3 separate regions of the Mus musculus genome follow, and all the other regions are linked to region 2. A link is a contact called in ENCODE Hi-C or POLR2A ChIA-PET data. All regions are on one chromosome and are shown on one strand. Each heading gives the region's core, a stretch centred on a gene start or an enhancer-like site at or near the end of the contact. The rest is flanking DNA. Distances are from core to core; before and after follow the strand shown. Region 1 holds the start of Brd3os (bromodomain containing 3, opposite strand). Region 2 holds the start of Brd3 (bromodomain containing 3). Region 3 holds the start of Wdr5 (WD repeat domain 5).

Region 1 (4,814 bases), core at 73-2,572, 33 kb after region 2:
GTGAGAGGAGCATCTAGGTACCTGTTGTGCCCCTAATAAAGTGTTGGATGACATTCTTGGGTGTTGCGTTTTTATACCACGGCTTGATCTTCATGGCCATCAAGGGTCTTCTCCCTGGAATTACATGATTGAGCAAAACTTAGACTGGCCAGTGTCCCTAGAGACCCCAAGCTGGTTTTTGTCTCGAACTAAGATGGCCTCATTTCCATACTGGGAGTACCACATGCTGCGGCTTCTGCTCAGGTATGTACTAGGTGGTACAGACTCCAACTTCTGCTGCTCTTGTTGCCAAATGAGCAAGGACGTATCCCTGTACCGGAGGCGGGCATAGGATTCTGACAGGGCCTTTTCTGCCAGCGGGACTCGCCCACTCATCCCACAGGCCCAGCGTCCTGCACACCTGGCTTTCCTCCTAGGCCAGGAACAGCCGGCTGCTGTGCTTTGTAACTAGTTGGCCAACAACCTTGATGGCTGTTGGGTTTGGGAGTCCTTGTTCAACTTAATAGTGAAAGTAGGTAACTTAGACCTTCCATAGGCAAGATCCTCAGGAGGGCAGGAGAATCCAAGACACATCTCTGACCATTCAGGAGCCACGTGAGAGCCATTCCAGACAAAGTGCTCTAGTGTTGACAGTGACTCCACACCACTCCTGGGAAGCTTATCAGGTGTCCACTGCCGCTGCAATACTGCTGAGCTCAAAGAGATGTATCCAGGGTGTCTGCAGCAGGGGCTGGCCTGTCCACCCCGCTCAAAACACAATGGGGATGTGGACTAAGCGTTGGTTCAGGTCCTTTCTTCTAGCCAGTCTTCCACTCTTACCAAGGGTGACACTACAAAGGGAAGAAACTGTCGGAAGGGGAGGGGAGTCGGGGACAGGCCCAGCATGGGCCTCACCACCAGGAGCAGCCTCTATGGGCCAGAGTGTTCAAGCGAGGTTACTCACGGATGCAGCTTGCTGAGCTGAGCTGAGCGGAAGGATGAGGCGGATGGACAATCGCAGGTCCCTTAATAACCCACAGACGGTTGGCGGTCCCAGGGTCTCCTCTCCGCTGGTGAGAGAAGCGGTCCTCAGCTATGGAGTAGAGAGCTACTGGAAGGAGGAAGGATGCGAGCCCTACGCCCCAGCGGCCAGCAAAGTCACCGCTTGCCCGGATGCTCCAGCGAAGCAGACTTTGCCACCGGCGCTCGCGGACACGCGTGGGCCTGCTGACGCAAGGGATCCAGGTCCCGGGCAGAGCCAGGAGGCCGCGGCTACGTCTCCATGGCAGCGTCGCAGGCGTGGCGAGCCGAGCACCGAGGACCAGCCTGCAGACGGACACATCGATCATTCTGTGGGCGGGGCCAAAGACCTAGAGGGAGAGGAGGAGCGTCCAGAGGGCGGTGGGGAAGGAAAGGGGAAGGACTGGAGTGGGAGGGGGAGCTTGGAGAGAACTTAGGTTAGGGGGCGGAGAGAATAGGGGGAGGAGGAGATCCAGAGAAAAGGGAGAGGGGAGGAGCTTGAAGAGAGGAGGAGCCGGAGAAAGAGGCAGAGCGAGATCCAGGATAAGGAGAGAGTGGAGAGAGAGGAGGATCCCGAGAAATTTGGGAGTGTGTAGTGGGGGAAGAATCTAGGAGATGGGGAGGCTCTGGAGGGGGGAGCATGAAAGGAATGCTAGGAGAAGACAGAGCTAGGGAGGAGAGGATGAGGATTGAGAGGAGGAGCCTGAAGAGGCAGAGGAAGAAGAGGCGTTTGGGGGAAGCAGAGTGGGCATTGCAGAGTGGAGGGGGTGGTAAACACAAAGGGAGAAGCCAGGATAGAAAAGGAGCCTGGGGAAGACACTCTGGAGTCAGGACTGGGAGGGAGATGGGGCTAAGAGCTGGGGAGAAGAGCTTGGGGGCATTGTAAGGAGGAGCATGGAGGGTGAGGAGCGGCTAGGAAACCTGGAGGAGATGCTGAAGAGGGATTAGGAGTTAGCATTAGGCACCTTCCCAGTTCTCGATCCTAACATGGTTTCTGAGGTTTTCTTTCTTTCTTTCTTTCTTTCTTTCTTTCTTTCTTTCTTTCTTTCTTTCTTTCTTTCTTTCTTTCTTTCTCTCTCTCTCTCTCTCTCTCTCTCTCTCTCTCTCTCTCTCTCTCTCTCCCTCCCTCCCTCCCTCCCTCCCTCCCTCCCTCCCTCCGTCTCTCTCTTTCTTTCTTTCTTTTTTTGTTTTTTCGAGACAGAGTTTCTCTGTATAGCCCTGGCTGCCCTGGAACTCACTTTGTAGACCAGGCTGGCCTCGAACTCAGAAATCCACCTGCCTCTGCTTCCCACAGTGCTGGGATTAATTTTATGTTTGGGTTGGAGCTTTTGTGGTCTGGAGTTTGACGCCACGGCCTTGGGCATGTTAGGCAAGTGCTCTAAGGCTAAGCTTTGTCTTCAGTCCTTATTTTCTTTGTGCAGTTTCCTTCTCAGACCTATTGCTGTTATTATTGACATCCCACTCAGATGATGGGCACATTTGTTTTCAATTTATTTAATGTGGTGTGGGATGCATCATTTCAAAAGTAGCTGCGAAATTCCGCCATTCCACATACTGCTCATTTGAATTGTCCTAAAGCCCCAGGAAAATTCAGCATACACTCCTATTACACCCGACCAAACACTGTGACCCCGTGTCCATCATTTTTCTGCATAAGTTCTATTTTCACACTTTAGTCCGATGCCAGTTAAGAATATTGACATCAGTGGGTGTTGGAAAAGGAGCAGGGTGGGATGGTGGTGGCAGGAATTTTCGAGGCAGAGGCAGGCAGATCTCTGAGTTTGAGGCCAGCTTAGTCTAGTCAATGAGTTTCAGATCAACCAAGGCTACCTAGCAAGACCTTATCTCAAAAAGATAAGAGAGAGAAAAGAAAAAAGAATATTGACACCATGGACAGCCCCAAAACAAAACCAAAGTACAGAATACCATTTTGTTGTTGTTTTGTTTTGTTTTGTTTTGTTTTATTTTTCAAGATATGGTTTCTCAGTGTAACAGCCCTGACTGTCCTGGACTCGATTTGTCGATCAGGCTGTCCTCAAACTCACAGAGATCTGCCTGTCTCGTGCCTCCTGAGCACTGAGATTAAAGACATGTACCACCACTCCCCAGGATGGAATACCAATTTTTCCCCCCCATGGCTCCACTCGCTCTGGTCTGCTTGCTCACTCACTTCTGCCCTGCTTGCTTCGGCTGTATTTATTTCATGTATGTGAGTACACTGTCACAGTCTTCAGACACAGCAGAAGAGGGCGTCGGATCCCATTACAGATGGTTGTGAGCCACCATGTGGTTGCTGGGAATTGAACTCAAGACCTCTGGAAGAACAGTCAGTGCTCTTAGCCCCTGAGCCATCTCTCCAGCCCCAGAATACCAATTCTTTACATGGGCATTTATCTGTCTGCCTGCCTGTCTGTCTGTCTATGTATTTGTGTGTGTATATGTGTGGTCATGCACATACCATGGTACACATGTGAAGACCAGAGTTCAGCTGGAGGGCATCTGCTCTTTCACTTGGGATGGAACTTAGGTTGTCAGTATTGGTGACACATTCCCTTGTCACCTATTGACCCATGTCACCTACTGAGCCTGTCTCCGGGCCTTCACCTTGTTTATTCGTTAGTCTGTGTGTGTGTGTGTGTGGGGGGGGTGAGTGGCATGTGTGCATATGGAAGATGTGGAAGTCAGAATTCAGCATGCAGGAGTCGATTCTTTCTACCATATGGGTTCCAGAGGTCAAGCTCAGATAGGCTTGGTGGTGCGCATCTTCACCTGCTGAACCATCTCCGCAGTTTTGAAACAGTGTCTTCCACTGAACTTAAAGCATACCAATTTGGCAAAACAAGTTAGTCAAGGATTTTCCTGTCCCTGCCTCCTCAGTGAAGAATGCATGCCACCATGCAAGGCTGTGTTATGGGTTCTGTGAACCAACCCAGGTCCTTATGTTTGTGTAGCAAGCTCATAACTGATGGGACCATTTCCCTAGCACCCTAGTGCCCTAGCTTCCCTCCTTCACAATGCTTCACTGTGTAGCCCAGGTAGCCCATGTCCTCCTTAAGTTCTTTGAGGAGAAGTTCAAGACAGAATTTCTCTGTGTACCTGCCCCTTTTCTTTTTTCTCTTCTCTTCTCTTCTCTTCTCTTCTCTTCTCTTCTCTTCTCTCCTCTTCTCTTCTCTTCTCTTCTCTCCTCTCCTCTCCTCTCCTCTCCTCTCCTCTCCTCTCCTCTCCTCTCCTCTCCTCTCCTCTCCTCTCCTCTCCTCTCCTCTCCCCTCCCCTCCCCTCCCCTCCCCTCCCCTCCCCTCCTCTCCCCCTCCCCTCCCCTCCCCTCCCCTCCCCCTCCCCTCCCCTCCTCTCTCTCTCTCTCTCTCTCTCTCTCTTTCTTTCTTTCTTTCTTTCTTTCTTTCTTTCTTTCTTTCTTTCTTTCTTTCTCCTCCTCCTCTTCCTCCTCCTCCTCCTTTGCCTTGTTTGAGACAGAGTTTCTCTGTGTAGCCCTGGCTGTTCTGGACTCATTCTGTAGACCAGATTTGGCCTTGAACTCACAGAGATCCACCTGCCTCTGCCTTCCAAGTGCTGAGATTAAAGGTGAGTGTGCCAATATGCCTGGCTCTTCTTGAGTTTTTTGTTTTGTTTTAAGATTTATTTATTTATTTCATGTATGTGAGTACACTGTAGCTGTCTTCAGACATACATTGTAGCCGTCTTCAGACACATCAGAAGAAGGCATGAAATCCCATTACAGATGGTTGTAAGCCACCATGTGGTTGTTGGGAATTGAACTCAGGACCTCTGGAAGAGCAGTCAGTGCGCTTAACGGCTGA
Region 2 (4,435 bases), core at 159-2,658:
GAGTTTAAGGACTCTAACTTAGAGCCTCCCAGGTCTTGCTCTCCTACCCTGTGTTCAGTCTGCGACTAAACAGCAGGGCTTCCTTGCAGTGGCCACCTCGCCCCAGGGTGTGAGAAGCACCCATGCTGTAGACCAAAGAGGAGACAAGAAGAGCCTGGAGAGGCTCCAGCTTGTCCTCAAATCTCTTCCAAGGACCCTGGGCTTGGAGCTTGGGACCTCTGAGACCAAGGATGTCACTTTGCCTTCTTGAGCCTTTTTCATTTTCAGGTACAGAACATATTCGTTGTGTATGTGTGTGTATGTGTGTGTGTACGTGTGTGTGTGTGTGTGTGTGTGTGTGTGTGTCTGGTATTTAATACCATAACCACCTGTGCATTTCTTGCATGCAGCAAAGTGCCCGCTCAGCCAGAAATAAACTCAGTGACACCAGGATCTTGGAATAGGTCCAGCTCACAGCAGAATTGGAACCCTGCATTGGCAGGCAGGTTCAGCGGGCACTGATGGAAAAACTTGTTTTGTTTGTAACGTTTTTGTTGGGGTCTATCACACACCCACCTTAAATTACAACTGGATAAAAACTGACTAACGTAGGCACCATTGTAATTTTCACCAAAACCAAGATCTGAAGTGTGACCCCGTCCTAACCCTTTCAAAACGCAGAAAAAGGGCGGGACTTAATCTCATTCCTGTCTTTCCATAGGCACATGGGGACACACTGAGACTCCAGAGAGGGAAAGTTGGCTGGCACAGCCTGAAGCATCCCTTACTGGTGTCTAGCTTTGGAGAATCCGCCTTTTTCCGGCACCACCAGCCAGGTCTCTTACGGAGTCCCCAGGTCTTCAACCCGCCCCAGGATTTTGGGGCGGGATTGATCGCGACTCCTCCCTGGCAAGGACCGCCCTGCGCGCGCCCTCGCCAGGCTAATTAGGCGCGCGGTTTGTTTACAAACATGGGCTGGGGCCGGTGCGCGCCTCCCTGCTTGTGAGCATTCGGGGTTTGAGGGAGGCCTCGGGGTACCCGGGTAGTGACCCCAGGGTGCTAACTGCGTTCCCGCCTTTCCCACGTTTTCCTAGGCTTCTGGAAATCCGCCCACCAGTTCTTATTCCCTGCGTGTGGCTGAGAACGCTAAAGTGAAGGCGCGCGGGCGGGCCAAGGTTCCAGCGTCGCCTCGGGTCCTGGCGGGCAACCTCCCAGCCCCGCCCCCACGCGCCCCTAGGCCGGGCCCGCTGGCGGCCAGGGCGGCCGGGCGGGCGGCCGGGGGCGCGCGGGGCGGGGCACGGCGTGGCGCCGGCGGGGCCGGGACATGTAGTCCGTGCGCCTCGGCCTCCCCTGGGCGGCCCTGGCGCGAGCCCGGGCGCGGACTACGACTCCCGCCAGGCGCCGCGGCGTAGCGCATGAGCCCTGTACAGCTCCGGCGCGTCTATTATGCTGCCGGGGCCGGCGAGCCAAAGAGGAGCCGGCCGCGCGGGCCGGGAGCAGACGGCGCTGGAGCCGCCTAGGCCAAGTACGCCTTTTTCTCGTTTCCTTGTACACTCTGGGCGGCGGCGGCGGTGGCGGTGGCGGCGGCGGACTTGGCTGAGAGAACACGGCCCGGAACGCATGGTGCAGGCCTCCCGCGCGTCTCGAAGCCCGGAGCCCGGGGCCGCCGCCTTTGTGCGCGGCCGCGATGCAACAAAGCGGGGCGGCCGCCTGCCCGGGGTCGCAGCGACTGCGCGGGCTCCGCTGCCCTCCGCCTTGCGCTGTGCGCCCGCGGCTTGCCGGTCGCCTCGGGCCGGACTGGGAGGCGTCGCCTTGGTCGGAGCGCCCAGCCTGGACTTGGCACAGCCCGCGCTCTCTGCGCCAGCCCTCCCTCACGGAAGGGATTTTTTTTTCCTTTCCCCTTTTCCTCTGCCCGCCATCTTCCGAAGGGGACTGCCTGGAGGATGCGCGGCGCGGGAAGGTGCGCGCGGTGTGCCCAGGGTCGCTCCGGCGCCACTTAGGGCGGATCGTCGCAGGGCAGGCCAGGCTGGGCCTGGACACCGCTGGAGCCTTGCAAGTGGGGCAGCCGCGGCGTGGCTTGGGGGGCGGCGGCTGCATTTGCAGAGTTATGGCCCGGGAGACGACTTTGCGCGCTTACGAGTTACTGGATTATTGCAGCCAGGCCAGGAGGAAACCCAGTTCATGTTTTGAAATCAGCCTAAACGAGTACTTAATCCGGGCGAGGTCGATTCGGATTGAGGTGGAAGGGGTGGGGTGCACGTCTTTTTCTTACTTCGTGTATAACACGCAAGCTAGTTGGGTGAGGAATGCGCACCCCAAAGCCTCTCGTATGTAAGGTTCTTGAGGATTCCCGGTGAAAAATCCTGGCGGCTTGGGGAAGTTCTCTCCACCAGTTGCTGCGACGGGGGCAGGGCTAACGAGGAAGCCATAAACAGTCTTCTTGCCCTGGGGCGGCGGGGGGGGGGCGGTAAGGAGCGGGAAGGGGGCTCACTGGGAGCCGGGGCATACCTTTTGTGAGTTCATACTTTAGGGCTCAATTTTAAGGCTCTGCCCTTTGCAATTTTGATTAAGAGCTTTCTGCCAGAAATAAGTGCACAGCTGTTGTTTCTCTACCTTAAACTTCTTAACTGTATAAGTTTGTGTCTCTGAGGTCATTCTTGTGTTCTTCAGTGGCTAACATGGGACTGGGTGCAGGAAGAGAAATGAGTGAAGGAATTGAAGGGCTCAGGTCCTGTCCCCCTTAACCCATGAGGACAAGCTGGTTGTTGTGTCGTCCATCCCCCCCCCCTTTTGTTTTGCACTTTCTTAGTGGTGTGCATTACTGGGGGTGGGGGTGCCCCTGAAGAGATCTGAGATCTCTGCTGTGCTGCTTGAAGTGAGTTTCTCACAGGCTTTCCAGGGTCCAGGAAAGGAAGGACTCCAAGGATCAAGCCCCAAGCCCCAGTGACCTTTTTTGAGTGGCCCTGAGTGTGGCCTCTCATTCGCAAATAGAGGCCTGTTTGCTGTTTGTTCTGTTGGAGGCCTTGATGTGCACTGTTGGCTGTAGATCATGAGAGGTGAGGTACAAGCTTGACAGTTCAGGAGGTGGGGGTAATTTCTTCCTGACCTTGCTTATAAACTCCGGGTCCACTGCTTTAGCAAGACACCAGGAATCTGTGGCGATCCAGACCTAGCCCCACATCCGGGGAATTCAGGAGAAAGGCATTAAAAAGCTTTTGTAGGGTGGATGACCAGGGGGTGTGCCAGTTCGTTCATTTCCCTACCTATATATCTATTTACTTTATTTATTTTACTTTTAGGAGATGCCAGGTTTACTTTCACAAAGAGTAACTGCTTTCTTTCCACAGTGCAGTATCCTGTTTTGGAAATGAGCTTTGAATGAGGGATGGAGCTTGTAAAAGTGTCCTCCCTCCCTTAGATGGTGAAAATGGGGGGGAGTGCTGAAAGGAAAGGCCCTGCCTGGCTTGCCTCTACTCCGGCTTCTGTAAGCCTGGAGCTGTGCCCCCAGGGGCTCTCAGGGTTACCTTGTCCACTTCCTGGTTTACTGTGTCACAGCCTTCCCAGGGGAGGGTGGCCCAAGGTCACAAGTGTTACCCACTGTTCAGATAAGTGCTGGTTATCCAGATCTCACCTTAGAAGGAAGAGCCGCGGGGAACTATGAGTGGGAAAACAGGATCCAGTGGAGACCTCCACAATTCAGAAGGTAATAGGAAGTTAAGAAAGCAGTACTCCTTCCCAGGGGACAGCCTTGAAGCTTGTGGCGTCCTTACAAAGCTATCCCCTGCACCTGGGGGCTGCTGTTTGCAGTACATTTTGACATGTGGTACCCTCTCGTCTATTTGTGGTTACTGCTGCGCTATGGGACACCCAGCTGTCTTAGTGTTGGTGGGTTCTATTGCAGGGGAAAGTGCCCCATTGTGGGTGCTCACAAGTTGGTAGTCTCTTTGTAGGCCTCTGGGTTGAAGTAGATCTGGGTCCATGCTGTGTACGTGGCTCAGGCTCTGGTTCTGGCAGTTCAGTACTGTTGGCTCTGGTCTCTGCGTCTCCATATGGCCTGATGACCTTGACCTGGAGATACATTTTGGGGAAGGGCCTCCTTGCCCCCATAAGGCCCAGAGCCCCACAGAGGCTATCATATCCTAACAAGATGAGGACTGGAGAAGGAGGGGCTACTAGCTCCAGTGTCATTGGAAGTTGGGCTTCCTGACCCATGTCTGGGCATTTCCAGAAGTCATACCCAGACACTGTGTGTGACATATAGAGGAGGATTCTGGTGGGACCTGTAGTCAGGTGGAAGGGACATTTGGGTCACAGGCATTAAACCGCAGGTCTTAGGTGTGGGCTGGCCTCAGCTTCCTATGTACATTGTGTGAGTTCTGCTTGTATAGTTCTACCTGTGATAATCTGCTTGGGTGCGGTTGCATTGCATTGGGCACCCAACTCCTGCCATTGGGCT
Region 3 (4,556 bases), core at 498-2,997, 39 kb before region 2:
GGTGCAAGGATCAGACTAGGGTAGGTCCCAGGGGCCTCTCCACAAACAAAGCTCTTGTGCCCAGGAAATACCAGCTGCTTGGTGCTTTTAGCTTTTTGGAGACAGGGTCTTGCTATGCACTGGTATTAAAAAACCAGTCTCAAGCTTGGTATGGTTGGTGTAACAGGCATAAATCAACTACCAGGCCTGACCTGGTGCTTATTCTTAATGCAACTATGGCCATGAGTTCCCATAGCAACCACTTTTGTGGACCATACAGGTAGCAACAGGAGCTGAGACTTAAGTAATGAAAAGGGCTAGAAAGTCTCTTTCAACCAGCATCTCATCTCCCTACTCCAGTGAAATGAAAGGCCAACAGTGTAGGGCAGATCTATCTCCAGTGTGGGAAGTCTCTAGGAACTAAGCTTCTTTTAGCATATAAAGAGATTCACCTAACAGCAGGTGGATGACCTTGCCAACAAGCACACCACCACCCAGCCCTGCCCATCACATCGTTAATAAGCTGGGTCTTTCAGGAAGACAAATATTAACATCTGAAGACACTAGTTGTAGCACCACCCACTTTAATTCCAGCTCTAAGGATGAAGAGCTCTAAGGATGTGGGCCCCAAACAACCAACCAAAAAACAAAAACAAAAACGGGGAAGAAAGAAAGAAAGAAAGAAAGAAAGAAAGAAAGAATATCAACATTAGCCAATCTGCCTCACAGCATTCAGGAGGCTCAGGAATTCAAAGCAGTTAAATGTGAGGCTAGCATCAACCTGAAACCGGCTCAAAGGAGACCACCACTTTCCAATTCCACAGGGTAGAGTCCAAGACAGAGCACTCAGGAAAGCAGGACTTGGGGAGGGCAGGTCTGGGAGGAAGCTGGGTTAAGCAGGATCCTCAGCAGGTGGTTTGGAGCTGGCCTCCACTGCCCACAAAGGAGGTAGGTAACCGGCAGCCGCAGCCGGGGCTTTACACTAGAGTGAGCCTGACTATGGAAGGGCAGCAGCCATCAGTCTCCCTCCAGTCAAATGTAGACTCCTGGTTTCCACCCTAGTACACAAGTATGGGAAGACAGAATGGTTCAGTCACTCAGGTGAGTGCAGTAGGTAACCCAACAAAGAACTCCAACCCATCCTCTCTGGGCTCCTAGATACCTAGGTACTAGTAGCCTTGGCTTCACACCACTGTGCGCTCAACTGCCCGGCTGTCCCGGACAATGTTCAGAAACCCTTGACCGGTCAGCCCTAGTCAGGTAGAAACTTGCGCTAGGACACAAATGAGGGTTGTGCCCGCAGCACGAGAGGCGCCAAGTGGCCAAGGAAACCTGCGCGACGCTGGCTGGGTGTCCCCGATGAGACAGAGAATTCCACTCCCAGTGACGCCAGTCTGAGGTGTGAGTCTCGAGAAGCTCGCAGGACTAAGGGTCTAGGGGCGTAGCAGGGGCCGCAGTGGAAGTAGCGGGCCGTGGCGGCCACAAGGGGCGGCGGGGTCGGGGCGCGGCCGCAAATGCGGCGTCCGGCCCGGCCCGAGGCCCTCGGAACACGTGCGGCGCTGTGGAGCCCGGAGCCCGAGGGCCCTCGTGGCCGCCGCTCGCCTCGCGCCCGCGGGACCGGGTTTCTCGCTTACCTGCCGGGGCCGCGGCGGCGGGGCCGGGCGCTCTGGCGTCGCGTCGGCTAGCCCTACGCGCGAGAGCAGACGATCTGCTGGACTAGGCGGCAGCGGCGCGGGAGGCGGGAGGGATTGCGCGTGCGCGAGGGGCGGGACAACGGGCGGCGACGAGGGTCAGAAAAACTAGAGGAGGCGGAGCGCCTTAAAGGGGCCGTCTGTGGTTCTCGCTTCCTATTTGACCGCTACTGGTGTTCGGTAACTGCAGACTGGAGCACTCTAGAATTAAAGATGGGTGAGAACGTGCTTAGGTGCCTCTCCTGTTATTCTAGGCTGTGTAGCCAAGCTAACAGTTACAATTTGCCTGTGCTGGCCCGTGCCTGCCCAGGACTGTTGGGAAACCTCTTGGTGCCACTGGTGGATGTCCACGAGGTCCGGAAGTCCGGAGCTCCTGCGGCCTCCCCAGCCTACCGCAAGGCGGGGGGCTTCCTGCCGCTGCAAACCACAGCTCAAATTGAACATACTTGCCTCTCTTCTACAGGGCCATAAGGAGGCTACGCTGTACCACCACCACCACCCCACACAGACACACTCCGAAAAAGGTCTTAGGAGCTACCGCTGCAGGGAGAGATCTACAGTAGTGTCCAGGGAAGGCAGGGCACTACTGTAGAGAAGGAAGCCTGCACGCTGACAAGAGAGGAGCTACCTGACTTAGAAGACAAACAAGAAAGAATGTGGACAGGAAAGGCAAGTGTCCCTAACACAGGGGCTCCAAGTCCTCCAGCTATGCATGCATCTGGAACGATGCAGTTGCACCTGAATGTAGGCTCAGGCAGTTCACATTCCAGGCAGCCACAGCATCCACTACAATCTGGCTCCTGTGTGGCTCTGGAGCTCCATTTTAAAGGCTTTATCTCATTTTCACAAGACAGCCCCTAGCAGGCTGGCCGGCCTGCAGTTAGCAAAGTTTTGACAGCCCTCTTTCCTGTTGGACCACCTCTACTCCTGTCACTAACGGGGAAAACACCCAGAGAGGAGGACACAGGGACAGAAGGAGAACCTGGAGCCAGGTCTGCACCTCTCACTTCACTGTCTAACTCACATGGTCTTAGACTCTTGGAGGTGGCTATGACCTGTGCAGCCTCATCTTCCAGTCTGGGAATATCAAATATAACGCGTGGGGAACCTGTGCAGAGGGAGGGACTAAGCAACTGAAGCTTGAGAATGGAGAGTGTGTGGTTGCCATAGCTACAAGAGTGTGAGAAGACTGACATTGGCCTGGAATCTCCTGCTAAAGGCACAGAAACAGTTCAGACGAATCTGTGTGTCTAACAGACCTATGCCAGGAGCCCTGGATGGAGTGGAGCATGGGATGGTAAGAATAACATCTCCGTATCTGCCTAGCTAACCGGACTGGAAACCAAACCTAATCCTCTGCCACCCACCTCTCAGATAACATTCAAACCTGTCCACCTCCATCCTCATCCCGGCTCTACCTAAGATGTGGCCTTTTCAAAATTCCAGCCAAAGGAATTGCTGAAAATCCAGGTAAAGTGTATGCATAGCATGCAAGAAGCCCTGGAGCCAATCCCCAACACTCATAAACCAAGTGCAACAGCACAAGTATTAGATAGTTAGAGGCAGAAATATTAGAACTTCAAGACCAGCATGGAAGGCTCAAAGGATAAGGGGTCCTGACCCAGAAGCCCCAGATTTCCAACTTTTACTCACACTGGATCTGTAGTAAGAATTTTGATATCTTTAAAAACACAGTTATGTAGGGCCGGGCGTAGTGGCGCACGCCTTTAATCCCAGCACTCGGGAAGCAGAGGCAGGCGGATTTCTGAGTTCGAGGCCAGCCTGGTCTACAAAGTGAGTTCCAGGACAGCCAGGGCTATACAGAGAAACCCTGTCTCAAAAAACCAAGAAAAAAAAAAAAGAAAGAAAGCACCCTATGATAAGATGGGGACATAACCCAGGTGGTAGAATGCTAGCCTAGCATCCACAAAACTCTGTGTTCAAGTCCCAGTGTCACACAAAGTGGGAGTATTGTGCTTATGTGTCTCCCAGCCCTCAAGCTGGTATATTCAAGGTCATCCTTGACTACCCAGAGAGTTCTGGACTGTGGTGGTTTGAATAAAAATGACAAGTCCACAGGGCGTGGCACTATCAGGTTTGGCTTTGTTGGAGGAAGTATGTCACTTAGGAAGTGGGCCTTGAGGTTTCAAATGCTCAAGCCAGGCTCAGTGGCTCACAGTTACGGCAAGACCTGTTGCCTAAGTATCAAGATGCAGAACTCTCAGGTCCTTTGCCAGTATTAAGTCAGCCTACATGCTGCCATGATGCTGTCATGACAATAATGACCTAAACCTCTGAACGTGTAAGCCAGCCTCAGTTAAAAGTTTTCCTTTGCTGTGTGGTGGTAGCACATGCCTTTTCCCAGCACTTGGTGCCGGGGGGGGGGGGGATGATTGGATTCAGTCAGCCCCTCAACCCTCAGGAGAATCAAGGTCCCAGTATTCAGGTGAGCTAGGAGTCGGCGAAAAGTGACAGACACTGACAGAGAGTGCTGTATCTAAATGTAATTTCTCAAAGTGAGCACCAGACTTATATTACAGAAGAAAACAAGGAAGTTAGGCGATACATTAAGGTCATCAAAGGTACACTGAGGTTACCCAATGCAGCTGGGCTGGTCTACTGGTCTACTAGAGTGAGTTCCAGGACAACCAGGGCTACACAGAGAAATCCGGTCTCAGAAAAAAAAAAAAAAAAAAAAAAAAAAGACTGCACAAAACAGAGAAATGCATACATAAAAGCTAAGAGGAACCAGGCAGTGTTTATAACTGGGATATAATTCAGTGTTTACAACTGGGGTCAAAAGCAGCCCCACCTAAGGTCAGTTTATTCTTAGAAGCCAGAGGCAAGGGTTTTATGCCCTTGCCATAGTTCCAATTCTAGTCTATT

The links. Hi-C counts contacts between places; a loop is a spot of excess contacts on that map. ChIA-PET counts read pairs that join two places held with the same protein, here RNA polymerase II (POLR2A).
Region 1: a loop to region 2 is called in a map of left cerebral cortex, with 3 times the contacts of the local background. The contact joins the promoter of Brd3os here to the promoter of Brd3 in region 2. A Hi-C loop is called at or near these places in 5 of 37 maps with a recorded cell type or tissue (T-helper 1 cell, adrenal gland, left cerebral cortex and 1 more). POLR2A ChIA-PET finds 5 or more read pairs at or near these places in 4 of 5 experiments (Patski and embryonic stem cell).
Region 3: a loop to region 2 is called in a map of left cerebral cortex, with 7 times the contacts of the local background. The contact joins the promoter of Wdr5 here to the promoter of Brd3 in region 2. A Hi-C loop is called at or near these places in 17 of 37 maps with a recorded cell type or tissue (adrenal gland, gastrocnemius, heart and 3 more). POLR2A ChIA-PET finds 5 or more read pairs at or near these places in 4 of 5 experiments (Patski and embryonic stem cell).

What each region holds. Positions count from the first base shown.
Region 1 is chr2:27,438,944-27,443,757 of GRCm38, reverse strand. It overlaps Brd3os (bromodomain containing 3, opposite strand), which reads right to left and starts at 1,322. Exons shown (of 2, transcript NM_001360791.1): 1 at 944-1,322; 2 at 1-830. The coding sequence starts at 375. The coding sequence ends at 121.
Region 2 is chr2:27,472,646-27,477,080 of GRCm38, reverse strand. It overlaps Brd3 (bromodomain containing 3), which reads left to right and starts at 1,408. Exons shown (of 12, transcript NM_001113573.1): 1 at 1,408-1,504.
Region 3 is chr2:27,512,338-27,516,893 of GRCm38, reverse strand. Wdr5 (WD repeat domain 5) reads right to left here and starts at 1,747. Exons shown (of 14, transcript NM_080848.2): 1 at 1,614-1,747.